Linked DNA regions of Mus musculus: all the other regions are linked to region 4. Evidence: chromatin loops called from intact Hi-C (ENCODE). Cell type or tissue: left cerebral cortex. All regions are shown on one strand.

What was found. Peaks named below come from ENCODE experiments on the same cell type or tissue, not always from the same donor. Only the 100,000 strongest peaks of a DNase experiment are listed, where the experiment ranks them.
Region 1: a loop joins it to region 4, with 6 times the contacts of the local background. A loop is called at or near these places in 4 of 42 quality-filtered maps.
Region 2: it touches region 4 in a loop (6-fold over the local background); 7 of 42 quality-filtered maps call a loop at or near these places.
Region 3: a loop joins it to region 4, with 2.9 times the contacts of the local background. A loop is called at or near these places in 5 of 42 quality-filtered maps.
Region 5: a loop joins it to region 4, with 5 times the contacts of the local background. A loop is called at or near these places in 2 of 42 quality-filtered maps.
Region 6: a loop joins it to region 4, with 4 times the contacts of the local background. A loop is called at or near these places in 5 of 42 quality-filtered maps.

What each region holds. Positions count from the first base shown.
Region 1 is chr12:45,464,357-45,468,356 of GRCm38, reverse strand. Gm33680 (a long non-coding RNA gene) reads right to left here and starts at 2,075. Exons shown (of 5, transcript XR_381572.3): 1 at 1,989-2,075; 2 at 1,834-1,917. In left cerebral cortex, a CTCF peak has its summit at 2,155 (motif pointing left); DNase peaks (open chromatin) are centred at 605, 1,109, 1,545, 2,102 and 1 more place; H3K4me3 peaks cover 644 bases; H3K27ac peaks cover 1,002 bases.
Region 2 is chr12:46,816,682-46,820,681 of GRCm38, reverse strand. Nova1 (NOVA alternative splicing regulator 1) reads left to right here and starts at 1,915. Exons shown (of 5, transcript NM_021361.2): 1 at 1,915-2,066; 2 at 3,653-3,796. The coding sequence starts at 1,931. In left cerebral cortex, a CTCF peak has its summit at 1,971; DNase peaks (open chromatin) are centred at 1,655, 1,950, 2,330, 3,221 and 1 more place; H3K4me3 peaks cover 3,517 bases; H3K27ac peaks cover 2,133 bases.
Region 3 is chr12:46,321,726-46,325,725 of GRCm38, reverse strand. No RefSeq gene overlaps it. Among named protein-coding and RNA genes, the nearest start is that of Gm40416, 120 kb to the right of the region's middle. In left cerebral cortex, no CTCF peak of the experiment used is centred here; DNase peaks (open chromatin) are centred at 1,413 and 2,249; H3K27ac peaks cover 568 bases.
Region 4 is chr12:45,927,861-45,931,860 of GRCm38, reverse strand. No RefSeq gene overlaps it. Among named protein-coding and RNA genes, the nearest start is that of Gm33811, 41 kb to the left of the region's middle. In left cerebral cortex, a CTCF peak has its summit at 1,919 (motif pointing left); DNase peaks (open chromatin) are centred at 1,087, 1,894 and 2,227; H3K27ac peaks cover 134 bases.
Region 5 is chr12:47,159,145-47,163,144 of GRCm38, reverse strand. No RefSeq gene overlaps it. Among named protein-coding and RNA genes, the nearest start is that of Nova1, 340 kb to the right of the region's middle. In left cerebral cortex, no CTCF peak of the experiment used is centred here; DNase peaks (open chromatin) are centred at 395 and 1,844; H3K27ac peaks cover 269 bases.
Region 6 is chr12:46,331,508-46,335,507 of GRCm38, reverse strand. No RefSeq gene overlaps it. Among named protein-coding and RNA genes, the nearest start is that of Gm40416, 130 kb to the right of the region's middle. In left cerebral cortex, a CTCF peak has its summit at 1,607; a DNase peak (open chromatin) is centred at 1,946; H3K27ac peaks cover 569 bases.

The DNA of each region.
Region 1 (4,000 bases), 460 kb after region 4:
CTTAGTACTTCACACCCACGTGTTCTCAAAGGAGAGTCTGATGGCACAGACCATGCCACGTGTGAGAACCCACATCCTCCTTCACAGTTTTACAGAATCCAGCCCACTCTGAAGCCAGTCTACCACATCTTCCCACAGAGCTTGCTTCATAGAAAATGGCTTGTGGGTCAGGCTCAAACTCATTGTGAACTGAGGTTTCTCAAACTTTCTTCAGGAGAGTCAGTCTCAGATGCACTTTGTAGGTACTCTTTGTCCCAGGAGCTGAGCCCTGAAAACTGGAGGTCCTGAGCTAGGCATGACATGGATATTAAATAACCAGCTGTCCTCTGTACAAGGCTATATTTACTCTTTGTTCTCAGGCCTTTGTGAATCACCACACTAATAAACACTCTTCCAGTGCACTCAGCTACAGAATGGAGACCAGAATTAACTAGAAGCACTGTTTAGCTTCTTCCAAGACCTTAGAAACGTTTTCCCATAGATATATATGTATACATACATACGAAAGTATTCCATTCCACTGCTGTTTTAGTTTCAATACTTCAAATGAATGACATTTGGGGGACACATCGTACAGTCAGACAAATATTGTGGTAGCCACAAAGACAAATGTACCAGCAGCAGCAGTCATAGAGGGACAACCAAACAACTGTCTCTGGGCTAGTCTACCTTCAAGGACCTGAGACTGCACAACACAGACATAGATGTAGAAGCAGACAATGCCTCTGTATCTTCAGGACTCTATAAGGATGGCTTGTTTTACAATTTGATGGTGTGCACTACATTTTCAACAAGATAGTCAGATCAGCTTTTACAGTATGCATATATATGTTTCCTAATGGATAAGTACTATCCCCATTCACTATAAATAAGCCAATACACAATAGGAAAGGCAAGGCAAAAAAAATTAATTTTTTTAAAAAACGAGAAGGAGAGGAGATAGATTAACTATTCCCCCAGTTGGCTCTCTTTTCTCTTTGTTTGCTGCTGGGGCTGACAGCATGGAGCAAAGGAATGCCAGATGTAACTACAGCATAGAAAGCAGGCCTGGGAGCTGTCCAGCTCTTTACTCCCACAGACACAGTGCAGTCCCCAGAGCTGAGATTCCCTCTGAATCCAGGATTCAGCCAAATGTCTCTATGGCAAACCTGGGCTTCAGTTCCAGGACTGGAGCTTGGCCATCCTCCTAGTGCATTAGCAAGACTCTAACTGGAAGCAGCCCGTCAACAAGGCAGCATCAAGGCAGAGCTATGCTTCCTCCCAGCCAAGCAGTTAGAAATTTGGAAAAAAAAAAAATGGCTGAAGATTTAGGAAAACGTGAGAAGGATGAAAATAGTCAGAAACATAAAGGACTTCATAAAATAAAACATTGAGTGTTTCACAATGATATTCATAAATAAAAATTATACCCTCCCCAGAAGGAAGCAGCAGTCAGGATTCTAACATGCAGGTTACAACATAGGCGTTTTCTCCTCAGGCTTTCCTGTGACTTCTGAGTACAGGAATGGCGTAAAACTCTGCTTAACACTTGCTAGAGTGAGGCAGCCGGCCCTGTCTCTAAGCACTTTCAAAATCCAAAACCTGTGTTTACTTTGCAGGACTGTGTCTTTGAATGTGTGACAAGAGTCTTTGTTCTTTTCTATTTGGGTGCATCTTTTTAAAAATTAAATTCTAAATGTGTTTCCACCAGAGGGCAGTAAATAAGAAAACAAACAAACAAACAAATGGCTCTTTTCACTGAATACAAATTGCCTCCAAAATCAGATAAAAGCATTCCACTTCCCCACTCAGCGGTTTTGCGGGCTCTTCTGCTAAAAAGCCTTATTTTCTCACCTCTCCTGGATTTGTCTTCAGTAGTCTCTTTCCTCAGAACTCACAGCGTGGGTTATAGACACATCCCGGAAGGAATCTGGGAAACTGATTTTATAAAATGAGAAGCACTTCTTTCACCTTAGATGTGCTGTCCTGCCCATCCACACAGGGCCTACCTGGCTCTGAAATGGCTTCCCTGTTGGCCAAGGGACTTAGTAGGCTCCACTCACACTGCTTTTCATTGTTGTGAGGAGACACTGGCAAGAGGCTGCAGGAGCACTCTCACTCCTATGAATGCAGAGCAGGAGTATGGTAGGGAAAGGAAGAACAGCAATGCCATCCTGTGGTCATCCATGAGTCTCGCTGCCTATGATGGCCTCAAGCTCCCTGTGTGCTGCTGGGGCCTTGGGGAAGCTTAAGAAAGCCTCTGCAGGAAACAAACCATAGCAAAAACAAGCCGGGGCAGCAATCTGAGCTCCTTTTAACCTCACAGCCTACCTTCTCCGTTGAAAAACAAGAATAAAGGTGATGTGGTCCAGGAAGCTAATGTAGGGGAAACACTCAAGTATAAATTCTCCCCAGAAACACCTCGGCAGCTTTCATATACAAAATCTTGGGATCACCAGTACCTCTGGGTCCCACTGTTCAGGGATATGGCTCAAGATTGAATTTCCAAAATTATGCCGAGGCAATCTTCTGCTCTGGTTCTGATCTCAGGTAGGGACTGACTGCTAGGAATTAACTGTTTTAATTCCTTCTCTTCCCTTTCAGGCAGCATTGGAGCTGGTTCACAGATAAGAGTCCATGCTGTGGATCCTGTTACAGACTCCCATAATTCCATGCTAGCTAGCTGAGGCAATCCATTCCCTACACTCCATCTACTTCCTCCATAAATGGGATTGACACACAAGGCAGTAGCCCACAGCACCTGCTCCAGCTTCCAAGGCCTAGAACTCAGACAGTTATTATACCTGAGCACATGATGTTGTAAGGGCCCACGATTTGCCAAAGAATGATACCCTGGACTCAAATAGTATGTAACTGCAAAGAGTGTTCTGTTCTGCAGGAGTTCAGCATGCTGGGGTCTCCCATTACCAAGCTAGAAAGACAACCAAATGAGCTTGCAGGCCTGATTTAAAGAACATTAGGGGATTTCTGGGTTGGTGACCTTTGTCTTACTTCATCCTAGAGACATTCCATTTCCTAGGTATGAGGACTAGACACTGTTCCTGAAGAAGTAGCTGAGGAAGTCTGGAAACTGTTGCTGATCTTGCTTCAGGCCAGGTGGTGGGGCAGCTTCTGAGGCCTGGACTTGCGGACTTGTCCAGCTCTTGGAAACAGAGATTTAGGCCTGAACTGCCAATTTTAAGCCTGTCATGGAGTCAGCTCGTCTCAATGTTACCTGGCAGGGTGGCTCTGGGGGATCACAAGCAGCCTGGCTACATTCCAGTGACCCCAGACACATGCCAGTGACCCCTGCCTTCTGTGCTCTGGTAGTTCTCATTGCCTTTTCTGGCTCCAATAAAAGAGCAGAAGTATTTCCTCAGGATCTATCAGTGTCTGATCATGAACACTGTGTGTGTGTGTGTGTGTGTGTGTGTGTGTACACTAACATATATTAGCATAGGTTAATGTCAGATAGATAAATGATAAACAGACAGACAGATACGATTGCACTTTAAAAATATTCTATGCAAGTATTTGTTTCTCCAACTTAAAAAGCAAGGGCTCGTACATCCTCTGCAAAGTGTGCACATTGAGATGTCCCTACATGATAAATTGAACCACCAATCACCTACTCTTACCATTTCTGATGGCTACATCTATGTTTCTAAAGGTTCTCTCCAGAATTTGTGTCTTCACCAACACAGCAGATTGCCTTGATTTTCTAGTTTGACTTATACGACACCTGCAGATTTTACCCTATTAGGCCAAGGCCTGTCTCCTAAGTCTCTTAGTCCTATTTTGAATAGGTAGAGATCGTCAGGTATATCAAGAATACTCCTTGACTCCTTGCAAATACTACAAAGTAAGAAGCAAGCCTACATGTGCTGAGCTTCACAAACAGGCTGCTCTTTTTCATAAAGATCTGGCATATTGTTGTTTCCTTCCCCCACGTATATGTTCTTCCGAATTTCCTTTTATTTTTACTTTTCATTATATCAAGGTACTGAGCCCAAGTCTATCT
Region 2 (4,000 bases), 890 kb before region 4:
TTTAAGTGATGTTCTCCGGTAGGGAGTATAAAGAACGTTTTCATTCTAGAAACCTGGTGAATACGTGCCCGCCTTTGTATGTCTAAGAACATTTACCGTAAATATGACGTCTATGGATCGCGTGAGTCTAGAGAGTCCAACAAGTTGCAATCCTTGTTTTAAGCAGAAAAGAACCTGTCTCTAAATTTCTGCAGTCGGCGTTCAGAATGACATAGTGCCCAGTCTGAAAGATTCGGGGATTGAATTAGTAGTTTACTGGTTATTATTTTTAGGTGAGTTTGGATAAATAGTCTCTTCAAAATGATACAGCGTCGCAAGATGGGACAGTACTACTATAGACTGTACCGAATGCAATGGATAGTATGTAAAGTGGTAAACATTTAATGACTGACATAAGGGCTTTTTCCATGACACACTGTCAGAACAGCTTGATTGGGTTTGAAATCAGTTTTTCAGACTTTGGCTTTTCCACTAACCCGGATTCCTAGCATCAGGACTTAAAATACTAACTTGATGCATGACCTTGAACAAAATACCCTGAGTCACTTTCCTTATCTACAGAAGGACTGGACTAGATAACCTCTAGGGTCTTTTATAATGCTAGCTTAGCCACACTTCCCGCATCCCCCTCCCGCCCCCTCCAGTGTGGAAGGGCTGAGGATCAGGATCCTGAAACCGCCCGAAGCTATGTAAGTCGTGGGTGCCCAGATGCCTTCATCTGTGTTTCGTGCAGTGTGTGAAGCTGCGTACACCCTCAGCTGTTGCCTCTTCAGTTTGCCTCCCGGGTCCCTGTGGAGACCACATATCGCTTTATTTATTTATATCCTGGCTTGCTCCCGAAAGCACATAAGGCGCCAAGACACAGTAAGTCCCCGACAGTGTCACACGGTGCGAGAAAGAAATCCTCTGATGACATCTCCTTTAGAAAACCGCCTCCCAGAGATGCTAATGAATGCCTTTTGCCGAACTCTCCGGGTCCCAGCTGGGTTTCTGGTCTCCTGCCTGAGCCGTCCACCCCTCCCCGCGGTCACTCAGACGCCCTTCCCGGACTAGCCCAAACTGTCACCACCAAGTCCCAGCTGGACCAGGATCCCGCCCGGCTCCCTCGCTCGGCTGTCATTGGCTGCTGCTGCCGTCACTCCCCGCACGGCTCCGCCTCCCCGCCTAGCGCGTTTTGTGGACCCCTGGGTTTCCGCGGCAAGCCGCTGACGTTTGCCTGAGCGGCGTTGCCTGGGCCCCGCGACCTTTCACCCCGCCTCCCCGCGGGAGCGCCCCGGCCCGCTCCGCGCCCCCGCCAAGCCCGCGCGCCCCCGCCAAGCCCGCGCGCGCCCGCCGCCCCGCAGGCGGAGACTCCGGCGCGGAGGCCGGCCCCGCGCGGCGCGTGTGGGAGTCGCGGCCCCTCGCGGCCCCCGCCCGCCGCCCCCCACGCGCGGGAGACACGATGAGCGCGGGCGGGCGGCAGCGGCGCGGAGCAGCGCAGGCGGCACACGCGCCCAGGCAGCGGCGGCGGCGGCAGCAGCGGGAGCGAGCGCCGCGTTAGCCGGGTCCGCCGCTCCGGCCGCCCGCGGCCGCTCCTCCTCCCGCTCATTCACTCGCCCTCCTCCCGGCCGCCCGCGCCTCCTCCGCTCATTCACTCCCGCTCTGCCCGCCGCTTTCTTCTCCTTCTTCACCCTCCGGCTCCCACACCCCCTCCATTCCCGCTCCTAGCCGACACTGCACTGCAGCTGCTCCGCGCCCTGCCCCCTCCCCAGTGAGCACATCAGCCACACTGCTCGCCGCCTCAGACTGCTATTGATCCGATTAAAGAAAAAAAAAAAAAAAAAAAGAAAAAAAAAAAAAAAACCTTAGCAACCCCAAACGAGAAAAAAAAAAAAAAAAGCCAAAACAAAAGGGAGCCGCTTCTCCCGGTGCAGCGGCAGGAACTGCAAGCATGATGGCGGCAGCTCCCATTCAGCAGAACGGGACCCATACGGGGGTTCCCATAGATCTGGACCCGCCGGACTCGCGGAAAAGGCCGCTTGAAGCGCCCCCTGAAGCCGGCAGCACCAAGAGGACCAACACGGGCGGTGGGTATCGCTTCCGCCTCCCGCCCCGTCCCCGCCGCCCTCCCGCGCCGTGGCCGCTGCCGCCGGCCGTCCCGCGCCCCCTCCCCTGCACCTGCCCCGGCCCCGTCTCATCAAGATGGCGACCCGGGGTTCTGAGCCGACCCGCTCGCCCCAGCCGGTGCTGGCCCCGGCGACAGGGTCCGCTCCCAGGGCCGCCCCCCGCGAGAGGTGATGGCCGCCTGAAGATGCGCGCTGCATTTAACAGTCTGATCAAATAAATAAATAAATGGCACTTGGGTAGCGGCTTGCAGATGCTGGGGGCACCGGAGACTTTTGCCTCTGTTCATCCCCTTGCTCTGGGCCACAAGTAGTATGCAAAATCTTGATGAGTGCATGCCCTGAGCGCACTTACATGGTCGGTACAAATATCGCATTGATTTGTCTTCAAGGGTATGCATACGAGGGGGGTGTCTGGTACGGTGACTTGTTAGTTAACATCCTGCGCTTCCTCGGAAGATGAGTTATAACGGGACCGCTATCGCTTCTTCATTTGCACTGGAGTCATCTTAACAATGCATCCAATGCATCGAAGCAGAGGTGAATTTATCTCCAGCATATACATTAGAAATGGATGGGGGTCTTGTGAGTGGCACATCGCAAAAAATTCGGAATACTCGTTCCCAGTAAAGAGCTGGATTTACCGCGAAGTTTCCTATTTAAGACGTGATCAGGTTGACGGAAACTAAAGTTTATGGAGTTGGCTTTATTTTCTGAAACATTTCATTTTTCTTTTTTTTTTTTCACGGCTCATCGAACCTCCCCCCGCCCCCGTCTCCGTTTTATGGTTCTTTTGGAGATGGAGCGTTATCTATTTGGTGACTTTGGAGTGTATTTAGAATAAATAACTCGTAAGCTTTTTAGTATTGGCAAGATTCTTCTTAAGGTCTTTTAATTAATGAGCTTAGCCGAGATCATAGTAGACTTAGAAGTGCCGCGGAAATACATCGGGATTACTTAGATTCTCAGTCCACCACATTGACGCTTTTTTTCCCCTTGGCAGTTTCTCACGGCTTGGAATACTCCCTACAGTTTGGGTGGACTATTTTGCAGGAAGATGGTTGTTTTGTATACTTAAAGTCGGATATAGCCAGTGATTAATTGCAGTCTTTTATGTTTGCTATGACAGACAAATTTAGCGGATCACTACTTACAGTGTTGGATTTTTTTTCATCTTCAGTATGTTAAGTGAAGGTTTGTCATGTTCTAAATCTCTGAAGTTTTGTTAAAGGGTCAGTTTCTTTCATTTTGCCATGGTAACCACAGAATTGGAAGACTTTCATGTTTGGAGTAACAACTGGAATTTACTCCCCAGTCTCTATCGTACTGCAAATTGTTAGAACGTGTGAATCCCGAAAACTGGGGAAGATTTTGTAAATGCTTGTTTTTCAGTGTAATTGGTGGTTTTCATTCCTTAAGCATTTTAAAGTGCTGTTTTCTGCAATTCTACGTCCATTGGTTTAGTTGATGTTTTCTCTCTGGAGGGTGGGTTGGGGATTCAAAGTTTAAAATGATCATGTTAATCAAATGTATTTCTTTACATTTTTCAGAAGACGGCCAGTACTTTCTAAAGGTTCTCATACCTAGTTATGCTGCTGGATCTATAATTGGGAAGGGAGGACAGACAATTGTTCAGTTGCAAAAAGAAACTGGAGCCACTATCAAGCTGTCTAAATCCAAAGATTTTTATCCAGGTAGGTGAAATGGTAAAGAAATTGTTTGACTAATTTCCCAAGGAAAAACACCAAATATCTACATGTGCTGTGTGTTGTCTTAAAAAAAATTTTTTTAAATGATGAAGATCTGAGTGTTACATTAGCATACATTGTGGAATTTCTTTAAGCGTATTTCCATTGTTGTTCATGTTTTTCCCTCCCATTAATTGATATACTGTGTAT
Region 3 (4,000 bases), 390 kb before region 4:
ACCATATCATATGTGCATATGAAATCTTCAAACAAAAATAAATTGAAAGGTTGAATAATTGAGGTATGTTTTTCTATTTTCCTTCTCTTGCACCCCGACTGTCCAATAATGAATGAATTGTTAGCTTTCATAGAATGACTAAGAACATAGCATGTTTCATTTTACTCATATCAGTTGTGAATTTCAATGTATTTACTATTTAATGTATTTAATTTGGAAAGGAATGAAATCAAACATGGTTTCACTATTGGAGGTAGCATAATAAACTGATCTATAAAATGTAAACTCATTTATTTTCTTTGTTTTTCTTTTTACATATTTTTCTAAATGTTACCATTTTCAGTAACAGAGCTTAGAAATGTTTCTTCATGGATTTGTTCCATATATTCATTTTTTATCTTCTATTACCAGAAAAATAACAATAAAGATGTTCAAAAAGTTGGACTTCTTACAGTGCTACTGACATTGCATGTGGAACAATGCCCTGAACATGAAACTTCTCTGAATTTCCATTGTACCTTTTGCTGGGGCTGTTAATGGAGTTTACCTCCATAAAAGGGCAGGGTAAGACAAGTTACACCAAGGTCTTTGATGAGTAGATTGAGGAGAAAAGAGTAGATATTCTCAATCAAACACAAAAGCAAGTTATGCAGTGACCCCCCCCCCCCCCCCCGCCCCAGGCGTGTGCCTGTGAGGATTTCTCCTTTTCACTTTGAGTAACAAAGACGGGAAATCACTTTTGCTATAATTTTGCCATGATAGCTAAGCTACTATTTGCTGTATAAAATGAAACAATTTTTGGATCGTGTTGTTTGTTAGCAAACTCTTCTTCCAAGGTCTGCATCTTGTCAAAGATGGGTTCTTCTCAACAGCTTTGAGTTGATACTACCAAAAGCTGTCATAGAAAACAGAACACACATAATGAATTTTCTAGTTTCTCTATTCTCTTCATAAAGCGAGGTAGGTAGATGGTGTACAGTGTTAGGCATTAATCTCCTGCTTCATATTAAAGATCTCAAAGGGATAGGGCTGTGGTATAAAACCGGCAGTATTCATTCAGTAGCCTCTGCAGAATAAAGCCAGTGCAAATCAAACTGCACATTTTCAGTATCTTGAAAACGCAAATCTGCAAAGACCATTCACCTAGACTTCAGTATTCACTGTCAGCAGCCCTGCTTGCTACTCTTAAGAACCAAAACCAGCCTTCAATTAAATACCTAACCTGTGGGGGTGAGAGAGTTGGGTGATAAATGTACTCTCACTTCTAGCAACTAATGGATCTTTTTTTCCTCCCCCAAAGAAAGAGAAACAGAGCAAATCTCCAAGGCTGAGCTTTTGGAGGTGGGTGAAATTTCTTCCTAACACTACACCTAATTATCTGTGTGTACCATCAGCAGAGATTCTCAAGGTAGTGCTTATTGAAACTGACCTGGTGGGCATGCCGGGTCTTAAGGATGAATGAAAAATAACTCTGCTGAACGCTGCTGAATATGTGATAATGTAATTAGTATTCCTGCCAACAGAATTGAAAATGAGATGTTGCATCTCTAGGGACTTTTACAAGTCTCTGTAAATAGTTTTTCTTAAAATATACAAGATACATATGGGCTAAGCAAAAAGGTTCACTCTAAATTAAAATGCTATTATGCTACAGATGATGTAGGTGAAGGGCTTACCAAATCTTCACTTGCAGATTGACAAGGCAAAGCTATCATTTACATATTCCTTAAGTATATTGAGCCCCAAAGGCATTTGGGTTCTTCAAAGAAAAATAAAAGCCATTTGGGTTAGAAATAACACACTAGAGGAATATAATAAAAAACCATGGCTAGTATCTCCATGACTCTAAAAATAAAAGTTAACATTTATGTGATAAAGGAAAAGGAATTCTTGGGGATAAGTTACTTTCTTTCACATTTCAAAATCATGATTTTTTTTTAAAAAGGATGGTGTTTCAAAATTATGGAAGAATGCTGCCTCGATTTGTTTAAAAGATTAAGTCATTTACTGTATTGGCACCAAATCAAGTGAATCTAATCAGTTTTCCCTTGGATATGTTGGTAACTTAGAATTTAAATGTTAATGAGTTCCATTCGGATTATTTACATACAGGTGCATAGGAAATAATCCAGTGGGTTGTTGCCCAATATCTGCAAGCTAAAACTGCACAGACAAGAATTTTATGTTTTTCTTTCTCCCTGAGCATTTGTAAAGGATGAGTGAGCTTCCTTCAGTCTCAGCAGGACTTCCTCTGTCTGGTTGGGTTTCAACACAAAATGATTTCCTCCTCAGAAACAAGCATACAATGCCAGGCCATCTCTTACTGCAACTAGGAATAGAGCTGTATGTTCGTGGCTAAAGTTTCAAGTCAGGAAAATATCTCAAAAGCCTACACTTAGTGGTGTGACTACAAACTGAAATGCATGGAGCTGCAGGTCCGCAGCACCTCAAGAATTTTGCTCGTTGCCACTAAAAAACTGTGTAGCTCCAGAAGCTTCAGTTTTGACCTGTTTAATAATAATAATAATAATAATAATAATAATAATAATAATAATAATAATAATGATAATAATAATAATGTAGTTGGAACCAATTTCTTTTTCATGTATCCAAGTCTGCTGTAGGCTGACTAGTTGCCCACTGCTGTAGACCTGTAGAAGGGAAGCTGAATATGCAATATTGCCATGAAGATTATTTTCAAGTTGACGTCAATGGAAAAGCAATATATGTATATACTATTTACAGAGACTTGTAAAAGTCCCTAGAGATGCAACATCTCATTTTCAATTCTGTTGACAGGAATACTAATTACATTATCACATATTCAGCAGCATTCAGCAGAGTTATTTTTCATTCATATATATATATATTTAAATATATTTTTCATTCATATATATATATTTAAATATATATAAATATATATATTTAAATTTCCCTTTCCACTGGTTGCCTAAAAGCAGGATAGAAATTTAGAACCCTTCATTGTTGATGATGAAGGGCAGAGCCGATTCCTGAAGATTCTTTGTAATCTGCTCATTTTGGAAATGACTCCAGAAGAATCTACTAATGGACTTTACTAACTAGCCATATCTACCATGAAGCTCTGCATTGATCTCCTGAAACTTCTTGTCTCTTGAGACAAAGCATCTTTTTTTTTAATTGGTTCTGTGACATTTCTGAAAATCTTTTGTGGGTATCATGCCATACATAGAGAAATACACCTTCCCTGAGGAGCACACATGTGTCAGATGTGTGCTATTATGTATGACAATAAGCTTTCTTGGTTGTTCTCTTGGTTATGTTTGCTACAAAAAGCATAGAAGGTGCTATGATCTACTTACATTCCCTCTGGATCCAGGTAATGCCAATGAGATGCTATTAACCAACAAGGCCAATAAGAAGCTAGGAGGAACAGGACTTGGTGGATCATGCTTATGATCTCAGCACTTGGGAGGCTAGAACAGGAGGGTTGTCATGGACTTGCGGTCATCATGACTGACATAGTGGATTTCAGGCCAGCTTGGCCTACAGAATGAGTTACTCTTTTGAAAACCAAAACGTATAAATAAATGAAGGTTTCATGCTATGTCTAGCTAGCTTTTTCTTGTGCTTTCTCTCATATTTTTTTTTTCTTCTGCCCTTTGAAAATCTCCATCTGCCCTGACCTTCTTTTTGGTGCTCCTGGCTTAGACATTTCTTCCTTTTATTTACTTTTTTGTTTGTTTTTTGAGACAGAGTTCTTTAGCCCAGGCTCTCCTGAAACTCACTGTACCACTGAACATGTCCTTGAAATTCTCATCCTTCTGGCTGACCTTGCCAGTGCTGAGGTTAGAGGCATGCAGCAGTATATCCAGCTGCAAATACTTCTTCAACACATCAGCTTCCCCTTTTAAAGAGTGAATAGACACTATTTATCAAACAGTTATAATGGAACAGATGCTAAAATGGGGTCTTTCTATGCATACATCTCTCTGTGGTGATATGCCTATAGCCCTAATAC
Region 4 (4,000 bases):
CGGAATGCTTAAGCTTACTTTGTCATCTTTCTTTGCCCTAAAAGTAATAGGGAAACATATATACTGCATCACAGGTCCCACTTAGCATTTTAGAGGAGCAAAAAAGTTAAAATCCAGCAAGCAAAATATATGTTATTTAAAAAGATTAATCTGCTGTTTACTTCTGCAACATCTATGCAATTAACTTTCTTATATGCTCATTAGTGTAGCCACACAGAGAAAGCAATTGTATAAATTTGCTTAAGTATTAAATGGAGCTCTTCCATTAACGTCTATAAAGTTTGGAGGAAGGTACTCTAATTTTTTGCATGAACTTTGCTTCTTACAGATTTGGCAGATGACTCTAAGGTGATGAAATGATAAAGTTCAAATTCATGGCCATTTTAAGGATTTTTCTAATTGAAAAGAGAAAATTGAGTAAAAGCAGTTTTATTGGTCACACCACAGACTGAGGAAAGCACATGATGTCTTGCATATTCAATAACATTCTGCAGATACTGAGGCTGTTCCCATCATGGCAGTTCAAGTTGCCGTTTAAGGGAAAGCAAAACGTAGTGTTTATTAAACACCTTTTTCTAATCAGCCATGGAATGGAAGAAAAGACCATTGTATTAATGAGATATTGAAAAACAAATGAATGTAGAAACAAATACCAATTTTTTCCCTCTAATAATCTTGTTGCTCTGTCCCAGAAGCTGTAGTCATTTGAGCACCAAATGAGCCTCTCTAGGATAAACAGCTTCTCTGTGTCCAACTGAATCTTCTGGTACATGAATCCACAGAATGGGAGTAATGTTAAGAAGGAATCAGAAAGGAATGAGTGTTTAATTTTATTCCAAAGACCAGAGACAGAGAGAGGAGAAAGAATACAGAAGAAGGATATAAAGGGTGCTGATGGTGTTGGGGGGGGGGGCAGGTATTCATCTGTCCTATGTAGTACTCATTATTGCCAAGAGAGCCTTGTGACTATGTGGTGAGACTCCATTTAGTATGCATGGCTATGCTGTCCCCAAGACAATAATGAAGAGGCATTTGCTTCAGCTTGCATATGACTTGACATGATCAGACACAGTTTCTTTAGTTGATTTTAAATCAGTTTCCTGAAGGTGGGGGTGGTATCACTCCATCTAAAGGAATAGGCAACGTTGTCTCCCCTTGGATAGTGAAACCAAAGTGTTTGTGACTATGTCTTTCTCTGCCACAGACACTGAAAATGGATCTTAAAATACCATCACAGCATTTCATGTGTGATGTATATAGACACAACCAGATGATTTATCTAGATAGAAATGACTTTCTCCTTCAATACTGAAACCTCCTCATATCTTATGAATTCACAATTATACCATAAGTCCTGTGTAGTCTGAGGTTAATGTTTACACATGATCTAAAGGAGAAACATATTCAATAATATTAAGTCACTAATGGCGTGCATTAATTTCATATACCAGTACAGTTCTATTGGCCATGAATGTACTCTTTACATCTCTCACTTAAAAGACCTTATGTGAAACTGTTCATCACGTCCTGAAGAGTGTGCAAGCCTCTACCTGGGGTATAGTGCCACTGTCCCTTAAAGGTCTTGCAATATAATTTGATAATTTAATGAAAACTGTCTAGCTATTCCACATTGTCTGTGTGAAAATAAGTAGTTTTACCTGTAGTAATCGATGAAAACTTTTCCCTCAATGTCTCCTGATAAGGAACTATACCAGTAGCTGGAGATTCAGTGGTCATCTTTCCTTCCTCATTTCTTCAGCAAGACCACTTAGGGCTCTTTAATGATCCGCTTTAGGGAACTTATGCTTATGAAAAACAACCCTGTCTGTTCTGTGCATTTAAAGTTTGTCTCCTGCCAGATTCTACTTGTTCTGAAAGCTGCCTGAGGTTTTTAACTACCTAGTACTGCCCCCATGTGGGCCACAGGAGACACTGGTACAAGAAGTTACCTCCATTCCATTTTCTACATCACCAGAGGAAAGTAAAAGACTTGGTTTTAGAAATAATTTCTTCCCTTCCCACTGATTTGAATTCCCACGTGAACTAGAACTGTTTTCTAGTCTCAAAGTGAATCCAAAAATGTAGCTAGATTGTATATACGGGGAAAAAAACAAAACAAAACAAAACAGGAGAGAGGATAGGAAAAAATCTAGGCCAGTGTTAACTCCCATATGGGATTCTTGATTTCTTTTTTCTACCCAGAAGGTCAAAGCCCTGCAGAATTGGTATGCAGATCACATCCACAGCAAGTGCAGTTCCAGACTAGGAGATGTGCTAATTGGCTCACCTGCCTGAAGAACCAGGGTACCAGTCAGCTGCCACGCAGTCTCTGAGGGAAGCAGGCTTAATGCAGGACAAAATGTTCTCGACACTGCACTGTCTCCCATGACTGTTTCTTGCAAGCAGTCTGGACAAATACAGTGGTGACTGGAGAAGGTTCATAATTATTCCCGGTTTATAGGCTAATATGTACATTAGGGATTTTGAATGCTATTTGATTCAGAAGAAATTAAAATTAAAGCCATCTACCCTTCAGGCTTTTTTTTTTTTTTAATTGTGTCTCTACAGTATTCCGAAGAGTATTTTGTATAGTATACTGCCTAAGAAGAACGTAGGTTTTTGGCAGCCATATTAACGCCCTTTGAGCTTGTTTCAGCATTAAAAACATGACTAAGGCTACGTCTCTCACTGGACAGTGCTGTACAAGAAACAGCCATGTTACAGATATGCATGTAATCCCTTCAACTACTGCCTCAGGAAAGCAACTCACTATTGCTTATTACCAAGACAGTTTCTGGAAATAAGGAATGTTTCTGAAAAGAAAGACAATCTCTAGTTAGCTAGCTATGGCTTTGTTCTAACCAGGATCGAGATTCTCGGGGCTCCCTTTGATAAGGAGCTTAGCTCTTTCTGAATCCTACAGTCAGAGGTAATGGGAACAGAAACAGATGACAGCTTTCCTCAGTTTGTTTATTAAACCCGATAACTTACCCTGGCTAATGAGGTAGAGGCTTTGCATGTTTCCCTTGCCTAATGTGACTCATTAAATGTACAATTATTAAATATCCTGATAATTGTGGTAGTCATGATAATGGAAATGATAGCCATGTGATGACATTGATGAAGGAAGAGAGCATTCTTAAGTAGAGATCTGGTTTGCTGAGGCAAATCCAAGAAAGTCAAGAATGTCCTTAGGAATGTACAGAATGTATACAACTAAGTATTCCTTTGTTATATAATTCTAATAAAATAAGATGTAATAACTGAGACCATCCGAATACACAAACAACAACAACAAATTCCTATGCAACAAGAACACCTTGGGTGACATCAGCTTGGGTTTCATCCTGAAACTAGCAGAGAAATAGTCTTAATGTTTTAATTCATGCTCTCTCTCTCTCTCTCTCTCTCTCTCTCTCTCTCACACACACACACACACACACACACACACACACACACACACACACGCACACACAGAGGTACACAGCTCTAAAAGTTTTATTTTAACTTTCTCTTTTATTTTCTCCAAGTTTGGAGCAGGATGAGAAGCAAGATGTGACCATGGAGGAGAATTTAAAGAAACTGGTAAATCTAACAAGAATATGATAATAATCAGTTTGATTCTTTGATAAGAATTTGAATAGTCAGCTCATCTTATCTCTAAGTTCTGCAAAATACTCAGAACTTTTCATGTCTGTCATGTCCCTCATTACAATTGAGCTTAATAAAATCAAAATAAACCTTTGATAAAAAGCAGGATTCACAGTTGTATTATACAGTATTCTTCTGTTTGCATCTGCTTGATCAGCAGTAGACATACCACAAATAAAAATACCTTTCACACAGATTCTATTTTCTCTAGACAGTAAGTCTATGTAGAAGAGAAAGAAATAGAGAGCAGGAAGGGAGAGACAAGGGAGGAAAGAGAGGATAAGACAAATGAAGAAATAATGTTTCTCTCAGATATATTCCATCATATCTTTTTCACAAGTTCATAAAT
Region 5 (4,000 bases), 1.2 Mb before region 4:
TATGATGTCTGCTACAACAAGGGTATGATTTAGAGTGTGGCTGGTGTGAGGCGCTGGTTCCCTAAAATAAACAAACAAATGGGGAGACTGACCCTTTCCCGGTCAGCCTCTGCTGCTCCTCGCAGCCGAGCTCACACCAAGTCCCTGCACTGCAGACAGTAAGCAGCAACATTATGAAGAAGTCTCCATTCAAAAATAGCAAGATAGAGGGTCACAGGGAGTGAGGGGGCGGGGCTGAAAGGGAGGGAATTCACATAATTATAACAAGAAGCCCAAACCCCAGCCTTTCAAATGCTGAGAAATTACCTCTGCCCAAGTGTGAGTTTATTTTAGCCATTTGTCTTTATACAATGTAACTCTTCTGGACTAAAACAGTCCCATATGGTTTCAAATCTGCCCTTGATTCCAAACAGCCCCCACACTGAGCTGTTTCAAAAATTTAAAGCCATCTGGTCACTAGGGATACAAGAGACCTTACAATGTCGCTTCTCCTACACTCTGTGGTTTTGTCAGCCAGAGAAAACCAGACACTCAGGCCCCTAGTAGTGAAGGGTAAAATTTCATGAAAAAAAATTCAGCTCTTGAAGAGAAAAATGGTCTAACCCAAGGTACTTACAGACAAGTAAATGAGAAGGGTTACATTCAGAATAAATACACATGCCCCTCCACTTATGAAAATTATATAACCTTACCTGCTACCATGCATTAGTGTGCTACAGAAAATATAAATCTCCAAATTCCAGATTGCATTCCAAAACAGAAATAAATCAAAGTGAGCTTGAATATTTTAACATTTTTTTTATAGTTTATAGTGAGAATAATGATTTTTGTTAGAAATTTGGCATTTTCTGTAAGTCATAAAACCTTTGAAGCATACATTCTGATCTTCGCAATAGGGTCTGTCACACAGCATCACCTCAGACATTGTCAAGGCACCATCTGGCATTCGTTAGACAGTAGTAGATGGAAGAGGTGTAGCCCTAGGACCTAATTCTTTAAAGTGCAGAAATCAGTATTTATCCTCGCATCCAGAATTATAATATACAGTTCCTATGTAAGGCTATATCTGAAGAAAATTACTTGAGATTTATGAATAAAGCCACTTGCTGGTTATATTTGGTAGGGGGACAAGAATGTTTGGGTATTAGATCCATATCCTTTCATACAATTGCAAATTTTGTTGTATTATGTTTTATTTTGTCATAAAACTTAGTAACTGTACTAAAAGTAAACTTCACATAGATTCCCAAATTGTCTTCACCCATTTCTCATCGATATATCAATGTACCTCCAAATATTCCCAGGCTCCTCCTAATATCTATCGTCCCATTATAAGTAACACCTCTTCTAGGTCTAGAGACACACTTAGCTCTGCTTCCTCATTGGATTGTTGAAGATAGCCTTTTCTACAGGAAGCTTTTTTGAGTCTTGAATAAAATTACTTTAGACACGTGAATATTTATGCTAAATATTTAGAAGCAGAGTCATTAGTAATGGGCAAACTATAATGAAATATAATTAACAGCATGAAAGCTTGTCTTCTTAGGTTTTGGCTTCTTTGAAACAAGACTTTACTATGTAGTCCAGTACCAGTACGAACCTGAATGAACTGTATACACAGGCTGGCCTAACACTCCTCATCACTCTTAATCTTCTTGCCTCAGTCTGCTAAATTCAGGTGTTCCACTAGGCCTTCTCAAAGTATATTTATCCTTAATGTTATCCTTAATGTCTTCTTGGCCAACAAGAGCGTGTATTTTTAGAGTCACCATTGGAAATTAAACTCCAGAGCACCCGGACTGCATAGCTCAACTGCATTATTCTATCCTCAGGATATACCTATGTTCATGAATGGCCTAGGAAATGAGGTGAGCACCAAGAACTGGGTTTGCCTTGGTTACTGCTCACTTTGTACTCTGGTATCCCTTACACACATGGGTTCTCCTGACTATAAGAAAATATGATTTAAGTATTTTCTGAGGACGAACAGTGAGGGATACTGGACTAGATAGGATAACTTCTCTTATTTCTTTATGTTTCTTATCTCCATACATCTATGTTTGACTTGGCATGGTCTCTGAGGACAGTGTGAAATGTATATTTCCTCACCTCTTTGATAACTGCATTGACCACATAATTTGGTTTTGATGGATGGAACATTATCAGAAATCTAAAACGAGAAAAATGTAAATATATTAATGGATTTTGGCTTTCTTGGCATTCTTCCCTTAAGCTTTAAGAATGTAACTTATGAGCAAGTGAAACATGTGAAGTAGATGAAATTGGAGCCAAAAGTTGTCAAATGAACAGCTTGAAACACTCAGTTTAGCACAGCATAGAACCACAACACCACATTTATTCCATAAATCTATTAAATAAAATCAGTTTATAATATATTGAAGGAAGAGATAGGAACAGTTGTTATACAACATTGTGGTGGGAGCAAACAAAATCTGTTGTCATCTAAAAACAAATATATTTAAAAGAACCCTTCATTTAACATCTTTTGAAAAGCAGTGTTTTGATTGTATTACAACACTAAACACTGCTATACTTGAATAAATACCAATAGAGTTGCTAAATTGATTAAAATTTGGTTTAATAAGCTACCTTAACACTAAAAATGCTACTGGTTATGTTTTGGTATTGCGGGGCTGATTGTTTATTTTTCATATGTAGTACAAGCTAGAGTCATTTGGAAAGAGTGAACCTCAACTGAGAACATATCTATGCCAAATTGACCTAGGGACAATTTGGCATAGGGTCACTTGACTGTTTATTGATTAATGATTGATATGGGAGGGCCTAGCCTGTTTGTGGAAAATTCTATCCTATGCCAGGTGGTCCTGGAAACTATATAAAAAAAAGTAAAATGAGCAACCAAGAGGAGCAAACCAGTATGCAGCACTTCTCAATAGCCTCTATGTCAGGTCCTGTTTTCAGGTTCTGGATTTGAGTCCCTTCCCTGATTTCCTTCAGAGATGGATGTTATAGCAATAGTAGAAAAGGGGGTAATCTGGAAAAGACTCATTTGAATAATTATGTATTATAAACTATATAACTTTGCATTAAAATGGAATCCATTTGCAATTGCATATTAATCCTATGAAAATCCTTTGCAAAATGAGGCAGATTCAGTCAGTATCTCTGTGTCTCTAGCCACACACATCATCTGAAAGAGATTTATTTATAAAAAAAACAACTAGTTTTCTATTCCCACTTTAGAGAATTAGCTACAGGTGATTAAGTATATCAAACAAACTTTAACAAACTATGAAAAGAAGCAGATATTTTTAACTCTGGCATAGATAAGTTTATGCAAGGTATTTAAAAGGTATAGTCTTATTAATTCTTGAATTCATTTCTGCTCAGGTTTTTTAATCTTTCATAACAGATTAAATATTAGTATCTTATGTTTTTATGACATTCTAATGTTCAGTTTTTACTAAAGTGAACATTTAACAACTGGGATTTCTTAAGAATGAAGGGGGTCTTTGGAGTCTACATTTTCTCAGCTATAGCATGCTGTCTCTATAAGGAAGGTAAACTCACTGTTTGACTAAGAAAATTTAGGCTAAATTCATTGACTAACATTAGGCTCACTAAGAAACAAGAAAATATTCGTACTCACACAGAGATATGATTTTGTTTTGTTCTTTGAATTTAACAATGAACTCTCATGATTATGTTCAACCAACTGCAATAGCTAACAATCTTATGGGACAAAGTAAGTACTGACAACCTGAGAGCGGCAACTTGGAGAAGGAGGGGTTAATTCTGACTCACCATATTAGTAGTAATAAAAAAAAGCCCATCACAGCAGGAGGCAGATGACCAGCTAGTTCATGTGCAGTGAGGAAGCTGAGAGCTACGACTGCTGGTGTTTAGCAGGCTTCCTCCATTTCCCCTTTTTTTAATAGTCTGAAAATCTAGCCGATGAGACAATGCTACCCATATACAGAGAAAAATCTTCCTTCCTTAGCTAAACCTCTCTGGAAAC
Region 6 (4,000 bases), 400 kb before region 4:
ATAAGTTTTTTCTTGGAGTTTGAGACAGGGCAAAAAAGTAAGAAATCGTATCATATGTGGAATAAGTATAGATATACTAAGCTAAAAAGGGATAGTATTTAAAGAAAGACAGTACTCAAATAGGTTTTTTATGACAGTTGATGTTTGTATAATATCTATGTTGTAAATTTTTAACTCTAAGAAGGCATTTATTAAAAATAATGGCATCAGTTCTAAATATTTGAGTGTAATTTTCTATTTATTTATAAGAACCACATGAAAGTGACAGTTATCCAATGCAGACTATTGCCATTGCTCATGGTTACCTGGCAAAACTTGATGGTATGACAGAACTTGGAGAAATCAAGCGAGAACTGACCTAAAAGCTTCCTCTATGGTAGCTAGTTTTCATGGTGGAAGAATATGGTATGTAGCGTCTGGAGGAAAAAAGTCAACAATAATGTTATCTATCTGTGAATGATGGGAGCTATAATAATTCCTGGCACATGCATACAATAGGGGCATGGATGTTATAGAGATGAACTGTTTTTCTAATTATATTTAAGCCCACATAAATGTATGTTGCCTTATGAACAGTTTGAAATACTACATATTGGACACCATCCCATGTAGACATGTAAACAAAATTTCCTATTTTTTCTTCCTTGGTTATATGTGACTACATTTTATTTACTCTTGCTGATTGGCAGCTTAATGTTTTTAATTTTTGGCTATTTTAAAATACAAGGAGGAATCTCACCCCAGGTAATGAAAATATGGCCAAGATACCTGTTTCTAGGGAGCTCTTAGATTTTAAGGATAAATGTACTATTACTAATTTGCTAAGCTTACTTAATATGTATCTGCTTTCTAAATGTTTGTCTTCATACTCATAGATTAGTACATCATTCAACCCTCGTCATAAAGCATGGTTTTATGGTGGCTTTTTGTGGTGGCTGGCTATATTTCTGAGAACAAATATCTATGGACTACTCAGCCATGAGTGAAACATAAATATTACACTGCTTTTCTGCATGGCTCAGGGAACGTCATAAAAGAGGGAGCAGAAAATTGGTAATAGTCGGAGTGAAAGGACTGGCACAAAACAGTGTCTTGTGCATGTTGCAGGGTGATCACACTAATGAACTCAGAACAGCTGTAGTTATACCTGCAAAAGAGTTGTACACAGTCAGGCCAGTTAACATTCCATAATGGAAGGGGAGAGTTAAACAAGCCATCAAAACAAGCTGAGGGACTACTGAGACAGGATGGCTACTAGAGGAGGGAGAGTCAGTTTTCTTTAGAGATGGTCTCAGGCAAATTTATCATGATCCAGAGAGCATCTAAACACTTATAGGCATGTGAACATCATTAATTGGACTTAGTGGGTTATAAAGAATAATCAAAGAAGGAAGTTGTGAAATTGGGAGGGGTACACAAGGATTGGGATGAGTTGGGGGATGGAAATGGGTTATCAATATGACGAATAATCACTGTAGGCATGTATGAAACTTCCAATGAGTAAATATAGCAGTTTACTGTAGACCAACCCCACTTGGTGGCAAAATAATACTGTATTTCTGCAAGGAAAAGGAAAAGGAAAAGGAGTGCTGAGTAGCTTCCTTTCCTAGTGGCTGAAAGTACATTCTACACCCAACTGACTTCTCTAGGTTCTGATTGCACAGATACAGAATTTTTCTGTCCATCTAATCCTAGCAAATATGAAAAGAAGTTGTATCTAAAAGGGACAGAGGTTAGGAAAAGCTTATTTTTCATGAACTATACTTATTTTTAGAGATTTATTTTGTTTTCATTCCAACATTATACATTGTATTCTAGTGGTGCATCTGTAACTCTTGGGTAGGTTTATCTTGCTTATACATCTGCTTCTTCCCACTGGCTTCGCAGCCAACCCAAGCTATGGCCACCCACATCCACACTTGTCTTCATTCTCACCCTTTTGAATGTGTAATGCCTTTCAATTTTGAGCATATGGAAACCATTCTGCTAGCTCATCTTCCCCTACCATGATGTGGTATTGTATATAATTCCTTTCATCAAGGGCTCTCCTCCTCCTTTCTCTGAATCCACTTTCAGAGGACTCAATGAATGGCATAGGTAGTTGGGTAGCATATGGTATCTGGTTTTCATATAATCAGTAACAACCCTAGAATCTAGTTCACTGCCTGTATAATGAGCACAGTCAGAAAATATTATTTAGAGAAGTGAAGCAAAAAATTCCAGAAAAGCAGATTTTCGATAAAGACATCTTTGTTAACAGAACAAACCAACACAAAAACAGACTTTTTCAAAGATACCGTTTTGTGTGATAAACTTGAGTTTATTACTAGTTTTTTTTAAATAGATAGGCAATTAGTCTAAATATACTTATATTTTTTCAAACCTTAAGTCTAAAATTACTGGATCTGTTTATGACTGAAGTTTAGTCATATGTCTTCATTGCTTATGAAGTTGACTTGTTTATATTGGAAAATGATTTACTGTTTATGTTAGGTATTAGACCTGTATCAAAATAACCTTGCCTTTATAAAAGTAAACTGTTTAAATCATCAACTAACTTTTACTTGTTTGGGTTCTTTGAAGGAACTGAGACAAAGAGATATAGGATTAGAGACCTCTTGCACAAGGCCCTCAAGATTACAAAAAGGAAAGAGTTTAATGCCTTCATCAAGGCTGTAGTGAGGAGAAAGAGAAATGACACCATCAAAGCAGGAACTCTAGGAAGAAAGGTTGCTCTAAAAGACATGGTTTTGCTTTCAGAGATTATTCTGAGAAAAAGGAAAGGTGTTAAAAAAGGTAAAATATTAAAGACTGATCTTGTGGCTCTTAACAAAATTGTAAGACGAACCATGGCTCCTGGCATATATACAGCAGAGCACTGCTTTGTCTGGCCACTGAGGGAGACAAAGTGTCAAATCCTGTAGAGACTTAATGCCCAAGGGAAGGGGGAGGTGTATTAGGGGGCTGGGTGAAGGGGTGGGAGGGTAATGTGGGGATGGGTGATTGGGTCTTTAAGGGGGAACACCTTTTCAGAGGCAAAGGGGAAGGAGCATGAAATGAAGAACTCAGGGTGGGGGGGGTGCAGGTCTGGGAAGAGGACAACATTTGGAATGTAAATAAAGTAATATTTTTGGAAAAGAAAAGAAAACTAACTTTATTGGCTGGTTTTGTGTGTCAGCTTGACACAATCTAGAGTCACCACAGAGAAAGGAGCCTCAGTTGAGGAAATGCTTCCATGAGATCCAGCTATAGGGTATTTTCTCAATTAGTGATTAATGGGGGAGGCCCAGTCCATCATGGGTGGTGCAATCCCTGGACTTGTAGTCCTGGGTTCTACCATAAGGAAAGCTGGGGAAAACCAACGGAAGCAAGCCAGTAAGCAGCATCCCTTCATGGCATCTGCCTCAGCTCCTGCCTCCAGGTTCCATCTCTGCTTGAGTTCCTGCCCTGACTTTCTCCAGTGATGGACTATGATCTGGACGTTTAAGCGAAATAAACCCTTTCTTCCCTAGCCCCTGAAAATATTAACCTGGTATAACTTGAGACAGAAGAATCAACACAATCTGTTGTGTGTCTAGGAAGAAATAAAACAAAACAATGACTTGCTGAAACCAGATTTCTGTCATAGTTACTTTTCTACTGCCACGATAAACACCTTGACCAAGCCAATTTATTAAATTAAGGGTTTAATTTGGGGCATATGTTTCTGAGGGTTAGTGAGCATGACTCTCTCATCTTGGTGAGGTGGGGGACACATGGCAGCAGACAGGCATGGTTCTGCTGAAAACTTACATCTGCTGCACAAGCAAGAAGCTGAGGGAGAGAAAGCTAACTGGTATGGACATAAGCTTTTGTACACATCTAATGCAAAAACAAAGTGCTCAGGGCAGAGCACATCCTTTGAAACGGGTAGCAGCTATAATTAATTCCATTTTGCCTCTATGGCAATTACATCTAGAAAAATTATTCTATCTATCTATCTATCTATCTATCTATCTAT